Regions from separate parts of the Homo sapiens genome. Here region 2 is linked to region 1. Evidence: chromatin contacts called from ENCODE Hi-C or POLR2A ChIA-PET data. All regions are on one chromosome and are shown on one strand. The core of a region is the stretch at or near the end of the contact, and the rest is flanking DNA. Distances in the headings are between cores, read along the strand shown.

What was found. Hi-C counts contacts between places; a loop is a spot of excess contacts on that map. ChIA-PET counts read pairs that join two places held with the same protein, here RNA polymerase II (POLR2A). Pooled maps may share reads with other maps.
Region 2: a loop to region 1 is called in a pooled map, with 4 times the contacts of the local background. The contact joins the enhancer-like site here to the promoter of CTRB1 in region 1. A Hi-C loop is called at or near these places in 2 of 50 pooled maps. POLR2A ChIA-PET finds 5 or more read pairs at or near these places in 5 of 52 experiments (Panc1, T-cell, WTC11 and 2 more).

The regions. Positions count from the first base shown.
Region 1 is chr16:75,214,377-75,220,429 of GRCh38, forward strand. It overlaps CTRB1 (chymotrypsinogen B1), which reads left to right and starts at 4,612. Exons shown (of 7, transcript NM_001906.6): 1 at 4,612-4,683. The coding sequence starts at 4,632. RefSeq lists an enhancer at 4,150-4,229.
Region 2 is chr16:75,512,487-75,519,333 of GRCh38, forward strand. No RefSeq gene overlaps it. Among named protein-coding and RNA genes, the nearest start is that of CHST5, 20 kb to the right of the region's middle. RefSeq lists a silencer at 4,298-4,737. Within about 2 kb of position 4,930, at least 33 of the 41 ENCODE cell types and tissues checked have a DNase peak (open chromatin) inside an H3K27ac peak, as active enhancers do.

The DNA.
Region 1 (6,053 bases), core at 3,362-5,861:
AGCTTTACCGAGCTGTTAAGAGCTGTTATGTGTAATTCACATACCATACAATTCGCCCATGTAAAGTGTGCAATTTGATGGATTTTGGTTTATTCCACTGATTTTATTTAATTATGGTAAAATATAGGTAACATAAAATTCGCTGTTTTAACCGTTTTTTTTTTTTTAGACGGAGTTTCACTCTTGTTGCCCAGGCTAGAGTGCAATGGTGCAATCTCAGTTACCGCAACCTCCGCCTCCCAGGTTCAAGCAATTCTCCTGCCTCAGCCTCCTGAGTAGCTGGGATTACAGGTGCATGCCACCACACCCGGTTGATTTTTGTATTTTTAGCAGAGATGGGGTTTCTCCATGTTGGTCCGGCGGCTGGTCTCGAAATCCTGACCTCAGGTGATCAGCCTGCCTTGGCCTTCCAAAGTGCTGGAATTACAGGTGTGAGCCACCGTGCCCAGCCCATTTTAACCATTTTTAAGTGTACAATTAGTGGCGCTAATTACATTCTACAATACTAATTACATTCAGAATTTGTGCGAGCATCACCACTATTTACAAAATTCTGTACCCAGTGAACAATAACTCTGCATTCCTCTCTCCCCTCAGTGCCTGTGGGCCTCTAACCTAGTTTTTGTCTTTATGAATTTGCCTATTAAGAATGTTTCATGGCCGGGTGTGGTGGCTCATGCCTGTAATCCCAGCACTTTGGGAGGCTGAGGCGGGCAGATCACGAGGTCAGGAGATCGAGACCATCTTGGCTAACATGGTGAAACCCCGTCTCTACTAAAAACACAAAAAATTAGCCGGGCGTGGTGGTGGGCGCCTGTAGTCCCAGCTACTTGGGAGGCTGAGGCAGGAGAATGGCGTGAACCTGGGAGGCAGAGCTTGCAGTGAACCGAGATGATGCCACTGCCCTCCAGCCTAGGCGACAGAGCGAGACTCTGTCTCAAAAATAAATAAATAAAAATAAAGTTTCATTTATTAGCTGGGTGTGGTGGCGCATGCCTGTAATCCCAGCTACTCAGGAGGCTGAGGCAGGAGAATGGGGTGAATCTGGGAGGTGGAGGTTGCAGTTGAGCCGAGATCATGCCACTGCACTCCAGCCTGGGCGACAGAGTGAGACTCTGTTTCAAGAATAAAGTAAATAAAGATGAGACACTCCAAGTCAGCCAGGCGTGGTGGCTCACAAAAAAGTTTTTCAAAAAAAGGTTTCATATAAATGGAATCATGCAATAATTGTCTTTGTATTGCTTATTTTCAGGTAGCAGACATCATTTTAGATTCGGCTGGGTGTGGTGGCTCACGCCTGTAATCCCAGCATTTTGGGAGGCCGAGGCGGGTGGTTCACAAAGTCAAGAGATTTTGAGACCATCCTGGCCAACATGGTGAAACCCGTCTCTACTAAAAATACAAAATTAGGTGGGTGTGGTGGCAGATCCCTGTAATCCCAGCTGCTCCGGAGGCTGAGGCAGGAGAATTGTTTGAACCCGGGAGCCGGAGGTTGCAGGGAGCCAAGATTGCACCACTGCACTCCAGCCTGGGCAACAAGAGCAAAACTCTGTCTCAAAAAAAAAAAATCCATCTTTTGGCGTATATCAGTACCTGATTCATTTTGTTTTGTTTTTGTGTTTGTGTTTGAGACAGGGTCTCGCCCTGTTGCCCAGGCTGGAATGCAGTGGCACAGACACAGCTCACTTCAGCCTTGACCACCTGCGCTCAAGCGATCTTCCTGCCTCAGACTCCCATGTAGCTGGGACCACAGGCACATACCACCACACCCAGCTGATTTAAGAAAAAAATTTTTGTAGAGACGGGGTGTTTGTTGCCAAGGCTGGTCCTCAAACTCCTGGCCTCCCACAGTGCAGGGATTACAGGTGTGAGCCCCCACACCAGGCCTGCTTCATTCCTTCTTATGACTGAATAATAGTCCTGTGGAGAGCTCATGTCTTACTCATTCCTCTGCTGATGAACAACAGGGGTGATTTCTGTCTTTTGGCTGTTGGGAATAGTGCTGCTGTGAACACTGGTGTGCGAGTGTCTGCTTAAGTCCTTTTATTTAGGGGGAGTGGAATTGTCAGGTCATGAGGTAACTCTGTTTATTTTGTGGAATTGCCAAACTGTTTTCTTTGCACTTCTTTTTACTCTTTTTTTTGAGACAAGGCCTTGCTCCGCTGCCTAGGCTGGATCTCGGCTCACTGCAGCCTCGATCTCCCAGGCTCAAGTTATCCTCCTACTTCATCCTCTTGAGTAGCCGGGACTATGCCACCACGCCACCATGCCCAGCTAATGTTGTTTTTTTTAAATTTTTTTGTAGAGATGGGGTCTCACTTTGTTGCCCAGGCTGGTGTTGGACTCCTTGGCTTAAGTGATCCTCCCACCTTGGCCTCCCACAGTGCCAAGATTCCAGGCGTGAGCCACTGTGCCCAGCCATGCCGAACTGTTTGCATAGCAGCTTCACCATTTTACATTCCCAGCAGCAATGTATGAGGGTTCCAGTTTTTCCACATCCCACACTTGTTATTTTCTGTTTCTTTAAATTGTAGCTATCAGCCTGGTGTGCTGGCTCACGCCTGTAATCCCAGCACTTTCGGAGGCCGAGGTGGCTGGATCGCTTGAGGTCAGGAGTTGGAGATCATCCTGGCCAACATGGCAAAACCCCATCTCTACTAAAAATACAAAAATTAGCTGGGCATGGTGGCAGACGCCTGTAATCCCAGCTACTTGGGGGGACTGAGGCAGGAGAATCGCTTCAACCTGGGAGGCAAAGGTTGCAGTGAGCTGAGGTCACACCCCTGCACTCCAGCCTAGGCGACAGAGCAAGACTCTGTCTCAGGGGAAAAAGAAAAAAAAAGGGTAACATGGTGATGTGAACTTTTGAAATTTTCTCTTTAGTATATAAGTTTAGTTTTGCTTTATAGTTGTGCATTCTCCAGCAGCGGTGGGAGTGGGGAGGGGATATTCTAAATGCCAAGGTGACCTGGCCCGCTGACCACAGAGCCCAAGGCCTTCCATGGAAACACCATCCACCCACTGTGTCTTACTTTCATACCCTCATCGTCCGGAAATGCAGTACAGCCTGTCCTGTCCAGCCTTGCCCCAGGTGACTGTGGTCACTATATTACATGCTCATCTGTGTCGTGTGTGTCTGTCATGAGCGTCTCAGGCCCATAAGGGCAGGGATGCTGCGGGCTCTGTCCCCTGAATATCTGCCCACAGGGTGCTGAGGATCCCTTGGCCTTCACTTTCTGCCCAGTCACCGACCTGTCACCCACACCTGTCTTTCCTCCTTGTTTTGTGACAATGAAAAAAGTTTTTCTGCTTCCTCAAAATTTATTTTCAGACAGGCGCAGTGACTCACGCCTGTAATTTCAGCACTTTAGGAGGCCAAGGCCACAGGATCACCTGAGGCCGGGAGCTCAAGAGGAGCCTGGCCAACGTGGTAAAACCCTGTCTCTACTAAAAATACAACAATTGGCCAAGTGCGGTGGCTAACGCCTGTAATCCCAGCACTTTGGGAGGCCGAGGAAGGTGGATCACCCGAGATCAGGAGTTTGGGACCAGCCTGGCCAACATGGTGAAACCCCGTCTCTACTAAAAATATAAAAATTAGCCAGGTTTGGTGCTATGCCTGTAATCCCAGCTACTCAAGAGGCTGAGGTGGGAGAATTGCTTGAACCTGGGAGGTGGAGGCTGCAGTGAGCCAAGATTGTGCCACTGCACTCCAGCCTAGGCAGCAGAGCAAGACCCCATCTCAAAAAAAAAAAAAAATAGCTGGGTGTGGTGGGCACCTGTAATCCCAGCTACTTGGGAGGCTGAGGCAGGAGAATCAGTTGAACCCGGGAAGAGGAGGCTGCAGTGAGCTGAAATTGCGCCACTGCACTCCGGCCTGGGTGACAGAGTGAGACTCCATCTTAAAAAGTTTGTTTTCTGTGTCATTTTATGGTGCGGAATCCAAGTTCCATTTTGTAAGAAACTGAAACTTTATGAAATGATTAGTTCCTTATATCATGAGTCATTGCAGAAAAAGTGAATTCTGTTGGGTTCTACAGCACAGGTGGGACGCGTGTCAGTGGCTTTGCCCACCTGTTACGGCCACCAGCGGGTTGGTCCTTGTCACCCAGACCCTCGCCACAGTCAGAAGTGGCTTGGCTTCACTGGTGACTTGCAGTGACACTCTGGAGAATCCACGATGCCCTGAGTCACCCTTTGCTTCTAGGACAGTGTTAGGCGGAAACACCCTTCACTGAGAGCCTGAGTTCCCGGAGACCTGGTTCCATGACAGCAGCTGGTCCTCCACGAGCCCTGGGGTGGAACTGCCTCCACTTCCCCTCTGGGAACAGAAGAGCCTGGTGCCGTCTCCTGGCAGGGATACTGCAGCTCACAGCTGGCTCTGTGGGATCATGTCCCCAAGGCTGACCGGTGATGTCAGCGCAGCTGCCCCTTTCCCAGGGACTGGGGTTGTCTGGTAGAGAGCCAGGCGGGGCTCTGTCTCCACTTATTGCCCAAGGTCCCTGGGTAACAGGGAGGGTGGGCTCAGGCCTCCCTGGCTGGGGGAGCGGGGGGGGCTGGGCTCCCTGCCCCCCCAAGGTGGTAAAAGGGGCCCCGCAGCTGGCAGGCCCCACACCTTCTGAGGCAGCGGCATGGCTTCCCTCTGGCTCCTCTCCTGCTTCTCCCTTGTGGGGGCCGCCTTTGGTGAGTGCTGGTGCCCGAGGGGTCTGTCCTGAGGGAGCCCTGAGCCTGGCTGAGAGGGGGATCTGAGTCCCCTGCTCTGCCCCCTGGGGCCTCATCCCCAGCACAGGTAACCTGAGGGCTCAGGAGAGGGTGCATTCTGGGGCTTTCTGAGCCCACACAACCTGCTCCAGGAGTGGGAAGGACGATGCTGGTCTCTGCCATGGTCTGAGGCTCCAGAAGTGGCTGGGGTGGGGGTGCCTTGTGCAGGGTAAGGTGTGGCCCCAGGAGACCTCCCAAGGCCTCCACCGGGGTTTTTATTGTGCTGGGTACTTGTCAAGCATTTTCTTCCTTTCTTTCTTTTTTTTTTTTCGAGACAGAATTTCACTCCTATTGCCGAGGCTGGAGTGCAATGGTGCAATCTCCACTTACTGCAACCTCCATCTCCTGGGTTCAAATGATCTTCCTGCCTCAGCTTCCCGAGCAGCTGGGACTACAGGCATGGACCACCAACCCTGGCTAATTTTTAGTAGAGACGGGCTTTCACCACGTTGGCCAGGCTGGTCTTGAACTCCTGACCTCAGGTGATGCCCCCGCCTCGGCCTCCCAAAGTGCTGGGATTACAGGCATGAGCTACTGTGCCCAGCCGTGTTTTCTATTTTTTAAAAGAGAAATAGTAAAAGAAAATACAGAAAAGAATATGACATCCTTGTATCTACTGTCAGAATTCAGCAAATCTTTTTGCACATTTGCTTCAGATATTTCTAAAACAGATTGTACTCAGGCTTCCCTTTTCTCCCTCCTTCCCTCTCTGGAATGTGAGCTTGATTCTGAACTTTCTATGAATAATTGCAGTGTGAGCTTATACAATTGTACTACATATTTTTATACATCTATACATAAGGTTTCAAAAAGGTTACATCAATGGAACGGTATTCTATCCTGTTTTTGGTTTTGGTTTTGGTTTTGGTTTTGAGACAGGGTCTCACTCTGTCACCCAGGCTGGAGTGCAGTAGTGTGAGTTTGCAGCCTCAAACTCAAGGGCTCGAGTGATCCTCCCACTATAGCCTCCCGAGTAGCTGGCGCTACAGGCACGCTAAGTTTAAAAACTTGTTTTGTTTTGTAGAGATGGAGGTTTTTTTTGTTATTTTTTTTTCTTTTCTTTGAGACAGAGTTTCACTCTTGTCACCCAGGCTGGAGTGCAGTGGCGTGATCTTGGCTCACTGCAACCTCCGCCTCCTGGGTTCAAGCATTTCTCCTGCCTCAGCCTACTGAGTAGCTGGGATTACAGGCATGCATCACCACACCTGGCTAATTTTTGTATTTTTAATAGAGATGGGGTTTCACCATATTGGTCAGGCTGGTCTTGAACTCCTAACCTCCAGTGATCCGCC
Region 2 (6,847 bases), core at 3,680-6,179, 300 kb after region 1:
AGGTCCAACTGTCCCCTCCACTCCTCTCTAACAAGAGGACATGCCCACTGAACTACCAACTGTAGTCAACCACCTCTCTCGGATACTGCCTGCCTGCTCCTCCCTGGTTCGTGGGTGTGCCCCTGGCCTGCCTTACCTCAGTGGTCTCTGGATCCTAGCCTGAGCAGACTTTGTCCTGATCAGGCTTTCCATCTATTCTCCACGCAAAGCCAGTAAGTCAATGCCACTGGGTAAGGGATTTCTTCTCGGGATGATGCAAATATTCTCAAATTGATTGTGGCAACAGTTATACAACTCTCTGAACACACTAAAAACCACTGGACTGTGTACTTTAAAAAAAGTCAGGATTGGCCGGGCATGGTGGCCCACATCTGTAATCCCAGCACTTTGGGAGGCCAAGGTGGGTGGATCATGAGGTCAGGAGTTCAAGACCAGCCTGGCCAAGATGGTGAAACCCTGTCTCTACTAATAATACAAAAATTACCCGGGTGTGGTGGTGGGTGCCTATAATCCCAGCTACTCGGGAGGCTGAGGCAGAGAATTGCTGGAACCCAGGAGGCGGAGGCTGCAGTGAGCTGAGATCCTGCCACTGCACTCCGGCCTGGGTGACAGAGTGAGACTCCATCTCAAAAAAAAAAAAAAAAAAGGCCAGGCGCAGTGGCTCACACCTGTAATCCCAGGACTTTGGGAGGCCGAGACTGGCGGATCATGAGGTCAGGAGATTGAGACCATCCTGGCTAACACCGTGAAACCCCATCTCTAATAAAAATACAAAAAATTAGGCGGGCGTGGTGGTGGGCGCCTGTAGTCCCAGCTACTCAGGAGGCTGAGGCAGGAGAATGGTGTGAACCCGGGAGGCAGAACTTGCAGTGAGCCGAGATCGCGCCACTGCACTCTAGCCTGGGCGACAGAGTAAGACTCCATCTCAAAAAAATAAATAAATAAATAAAAATAAAAGTCAGAATCATCTCATCTCTGCTCAAAACCCCCCAGTAGAGCCCTCCAGGACCTGCCCTCCCCTCCTCCTCTCCCCCTTGCCCACATAGTCCCTCCAGGCACCCTGGCCCCCTCAATGTTTCTTCTGTAAGCTCCTGTTTCAGGGCCTCTGAATCGGCTGCTCCCTGGACTGGAACACTTGCTCTTACCCCAAGAGCTGTTGGCTCATTCCTCACTTCCTTCGGATTTTGACTCCAATATCATCACCATCGAGGGTCTCCCCATCACCCAACGACAAATGGCACTCCACCCCAGCTACACAGGCCCTACCACTTTCTGCCCTCACCCTGACACTCACGACCAGCTGTTCCAGCCCACAGGTTGGTTGTTTTCTCCCTCCCTCCATTGGAATTAAAGCTCCATGTGGGAAAGGGCTTTGTTTTGTTCACCATGGCATCTTGACCTGGTACCTAGAGAAAAAAAAGGGGGGCACACAATTGACACTCAGTAAATGTTTGTTGAGTGAATAAATGAGTGGTCCAAATCTGACCCAGTCTTGATTCCAGCAATGACACAAGAAAAATATTATTGGGTTGTACTTTAATTATCACAAGACCCTCTAGGACTTTAGTTTAGTGAAATCTGTATTATCACACAATAAAATCAATCCTGATACCAGAAAAAGATCTGCCTTCCTTGACATTCAGATTCATTAAAAATGACAAAAGAAATCTAAACAACTGGAATAAGGAGGGTTGGGCAGATATTGCGGGTAAAAAAAATCAATCCAAAGCTTCCTGGTAGAAATGAATATTTCAGAGCAATGATTTTGCAATAACAAGTTGGCATAAACTGCAAATAACCTTTTCTGTGGGGCCAAAATATTAACTATGCTTCAGGAAAGCAGGCTTTGGTGCCTCAAACAAGATCAGACCTCATGTACCTAATACAGCCATCATTCCAGCTAAAGACGGGATGCGGGTTGATATGGTCTGGCTCTGTGTCCGCACACAAATCTCATATTGAATTCTATTCCCATAATTCCCATGTGTTGTGCAAGGGACCTGGTGGGAGATAATTGAATCATGGCGGCGGTTCCTCCCCCATACTGCTCTCGTGGTAGTACATCTCAAGAGGTCTGATGGTTTTATCAGGGGTTTCTGATTTTGCATTTTCCTCATTCTCTCTTCGCCTGCTGCCATCCACGGAAGACAGGACTTGCTCCTCCTTGCCTTCCGCGATGAAGATTGTGAGGCTTCCCCAGCCGCATGGAACTGTAAGTCCAATTAAACCTCTTTCTTTTGTAAGTTGCCCAGTCTTAGGGATGTCTTTACCAGCAGCATGAAAATGGACTAATACACAGGTTATGTATTTACCACCAAATTCTCATCTATTTGGGGTCAAGGGCCACGCCTCCTATCTGCTTATACCTCCAGGTCAGAGCCTGCACTTGGCCAAATGTATACACATTGAATGAATGATCCGTGGTATCCAACACCTTGAAGTTATATATCCATAAAAATAATCTTAAACTTAAGTACACAATGCAGTTTAAAATTTTCAGAACAATTTCTGAGATCAAAACAATTCTCATGCATACAGATCCTCTACTTTGGTACATTAAAACTATCATCCTAAATCCACTTATCTCAATCTTTTCTTAATGAAATAAAAGTGAACTAAAAGCCAGAAGAGTCAACAGAATATTCAGTTCCAAAGTATCACCCCATATAGGACTGTTAATTAAGAGAGGGTTCAGGTACCCTTACAATGGAGAGAGCTGACAGACACCATCTTCACGAAAGGATCAAACTTGTCAACAAAGGTATAAACTGACATCTCTTAAGGTGATCCACTGACAAGTGTACATCACCTATGAAGGTGGCATTCTGAACAAAAAATCTGAATCTAATAATGAAGAAAATCAGAGGAAGCTAGATTGTAAACATTCTATGAAACAATTGGCATAGGCCAGGCATGGTGGCTCAAGCCTGTAATCCCAACACTTTGAAAGGCCGAGGTGGCTGGGTCACTTGAGATCAGGAGTTCCAGACCAGCCTAGCCAACATGGTGAAACCCTGTCTCTACTAAAAAAAAAAAAAAAAAATAGCTGGGCATGGTGTGCATGCCTGTAATCCCAGCTACTCGGGAGGCTGAGGCAGGAGAATGGTGTGAACCCAGGAGGTGGAGCTTGCAGTGAGCCGAGATCGAGCTACTGCACTGCAGCCTGGGAGACAGAGCGAGACTCCGCCTCAAAAAAAAAAGGCTGGGCGGGCAGGCTCACACCTGTAATCCCAACACTTTGGGAAGCCGAGGCAGGCAGATCACCTGAGGTTGGGAGTTGACGACCAACGTGACCAACATGGAGAAACCCCGTCTCTACTAAAAATACAAAATTAGCCAGGCGTGGTGGTGCATGCCTGTAATCCCAGGTACTCGGGAGCCTGTGACAGGAGAATCGCTTGAATCTAGGAGGGGGAGGTTGCAGTGAGCCGAGATCGCGCCATTGTACTCCAGCCTGGGCAACAAGAGCTAAACTCCGTCTCAAAAATAAATAAATAAGGAAACAAAAACAGATTAATCTGGTCCCAGTAGTGTCTCCAGATTGCACGAACATTTCATTTTTCACACAGGGTCACCAGAATACCATCAATTTTTTGGTATCACTGTCAAAAGTGATCCTAGCACCTTCTGAAATAACGTGAGCTGCCAGATTCTCATTTCAGGAATGACCACAAGCGAACATCTGCATCTGACCCCAACCTGCCTGATGACCTTACCCGCTACTTCACAATCCCGTCCAGGAAAATCCCTGGGCACATAACACTGCAAGTCCCAGGTGTCCGCTGAAGGGCGCCTGGCAGTCACTGCCCAGGGGATGAGAAATCACAGGTGCCTTGTTTGGAACTAGAGTCTGGAATCTCGTCCTCCTTCCCTCTGCTCTGGTCCCTCATTGTTTATGAAGACCTCAGTCCCCTCTGCTGGGAGCCCCACCTCCCCTTTCAGGGCCACGGGCCCCAGTCTTCTTGCCTTTCAAGGACCACACAAATAACTGTGCCTCCCCTCAAAGCTTTTCTCCTCCTTCCCAGGTGAAGTCCTCTCTCCTCCCTCCAGCTTTCAGGGCACGGAGCGTTCTTTCTGGCATTGGAATTCTGAGCAACCCTCCTAGCAGGCCCAGCTCAAGCCGCAGCGGGGAGGAAGAGTTCAAAGGAAGCTATGCCAAAGATCTCGAAGGCTTAGTGGGAGACCCAGCAACAGGTGGCACCAGGTCTGGGAAAGAGACTCCTAGAAAGCGGAGCGGGTCTCGGAGGGGGTGGATTTGGCCCGAGGTGCCCGCGATCAGCGAACGAGCGCCCGCACGGAGGAGCCGGGCTGCAGCTCCCGGGCAAGGGGAGCGCGAGCTCTGACTCCTCAGCCGGGCCGGGCCGGGCCGCTCCGAGGCCCCTCGAAGGAGGCCGGGCGCCGTGGGGCAACCCAGGCAGGGCGCGGACCACCGCCTCCCGGGCTCGTGGGGTGCAGCTCTGAACCTGAGGCGCTCGGAAGCTCAAGGCCAAGACCCGCTCGGGTGGTGGCCGAGCGCCCTCCAGCCCCGGGTCCACCTGCGGCCGCTCCCTGCACCTCACGCCCAGCGGGGCTCCGGGGACCTGCCTCAGGGACCGGCGAGGAAGTGACGGGTAAAGGGGTCCGGGAGAGCAAAGGGACCCCCCTCCGGGAGGACAGCGCCCACCCAGCAGGTCAGCGGCACACCGGGGACGCCGCCCGGACTCGGGGCGCCCATAACCCGGCCCACCCGCCGCTGCTGTCGCTTCCCTAGAGCTCCATCCGGTCGCCATTCACCACTGAGTTAAGGGACCAGCTACCGAAGGGCAGCAGCGGCCAGCCACCAGCCCCCTCGCCGCCTCAGCGTCACTCCACCCGAGACCCTCTTCCTCCAATCCCAACGGCGCTGCCAAGTGACCGTTCCCTCCTCCAATGAGAAGGCGCTCCAGCCGGCGGGGGCAGAGCCAGAGTTGTTCCCGCCCCTGAGGTTGCGCAGGGCTAGCACAGACCCACCCCCTCGGACGCGCGCTATCCTGGAGAAGCGGCCCCTGCCCGCGAACTGCGCGCTCTGCTCTGCCCTTCTCTGCAGCGCCCCCTGTAGGAAAGAAGGGAATTGCATGCGGCCCCCCCGCCCCCGGCCAGAGCTGTGGATTTACCAGGGATCTGGCAAAGCAGTGATCAGAACAGATTTGTAACGTTGTAGTATCTAGGTCTGGACCCCAATATTTACGAAGTCTTCATGAGTAGAATACGAACATTCTCAGGCCGGGTGCGGTGGCTCACGCCTGTACTCCCAGCACTCTGGGGGGAGGCCGAGGCGGGCGGATCACTTGAGGTCAGGAGTTTGAGACCATCCTGGCCAACATGGTGACACCCCGTCTCTTCCAAAAATACAAAAATTAGCCGGGCGTGGTGGTGCGCGCCTGTATCCTAGCTAGTCGGGAGGCTGAGGCAGGAGAATCGCTTGAATCCGGGAGGAGGAGGTTGCAGTGAGCCGAGATCGGGCCCCTGCACTCCAGCCTGGGCGACAGAGTGAGACTCTGTCTCAAAAAACAAAAAAAAAAAAAAAAAAAGAGAGAAAACAAAAAACAAGCAAAAAAAAATTCTCTATTTAAACCGGATAGTAAAAAGCCTATTTTTTTTTTTGAGACGGAGTCTTGCTCTGTCGCCCAGGCTGGAGTGCAGTGGTGCGATCTCGGCTCACTGTAAGCTCCGCCTCCCGGGTTCACGCCGTTCTCCTGCCTCAGCCTCCCAAGTAGCTGGGACTACTGGCGCCTGCCACCAGGCCCGGTTAATTTTTTGTATTTTTTTTTTTTTTTTTTTTTTTAGTAGAGACGGGCTTTCACCATGTTAGCCAGGATGGTCTCGATCTCCTGACCTTGTGATCCGCCCGCCTCGGCCTCCCAAAGTGCTGGGATTACAGGCGTGAGCCACCGCGCCCGGCCTTGTAAAAAACCTATTAAAAGGCTGGTGTGGGACCGGAATGGGAGGGAGGTTGGCCTGTGGATATATAGTCTCTGTACAGTGCAAAGTAGTTGTTTTTTGTTGTTGTTTTGAGACAGGGTCTAGCTCTGTCGCCCAGGCTGGAGTGCAGTGGCACGATCTTGGCTCACTGCAGCCTCTGCCTCAAGCAATTCTCATTCCTCAGCGTCCTGAGTAGCTGGGATTACAGGCATGCACCACCATGACCAGCTAATTCTCTAATTCTCTCTCTCACTGTCTCTCTCTCTCATGTGTGTGTGTGTGTGTGTGTGTGTGTGTGTCTAAGAATGGGGTCTCGGCTGGGCGCAGTGGCTCATACCTGTAATCCCAGCACTTTGGGAGGCCGAAGCTGGTGTATCACTTGAGGTCAGGAGTTCGAGACTAGCCTGGCCTACGTGGTGAAATCTCCTCTCTACTAAAAATACAAAAATTAGCTGGGCGTAGTGGTGCGCGCCTGTAGTCCCAGCTACTCAGGAGGCTGAGGCAGGAGAATCGCTTGAACCTGGGAGGTGGAGGTTGCAGTTGGCCAAGGTGGCACCATTGCACTCCAGCCTGGGCAACAGAGCAAAACTCTGTCTGATAAAAGAAAAGAAAAGAAAAGAAATTAAAAAAAGAATGGGGTCTCACTGTGTTACCCCAAGCTGATCTCGAACTTGTGCCTGAAACAATCCTCCCTGCCTGAGCTTCTCAAAGTGCTGAGATTACAAGCATGAGCCACCTTGCCCAGCTGCTACCGAGTTTTAAATACAATAAAAATTTAAAGACCTTCTATTCAATACAACAAAACTGGATCACACTTTTGACTCACCTCCCTTCAGAGATCCCGTTAAAATGTAGGCAGAGAAATTGTGAAAAGGAATAAGCAAGGTCAGGTGTGGTGGCTCAAGCC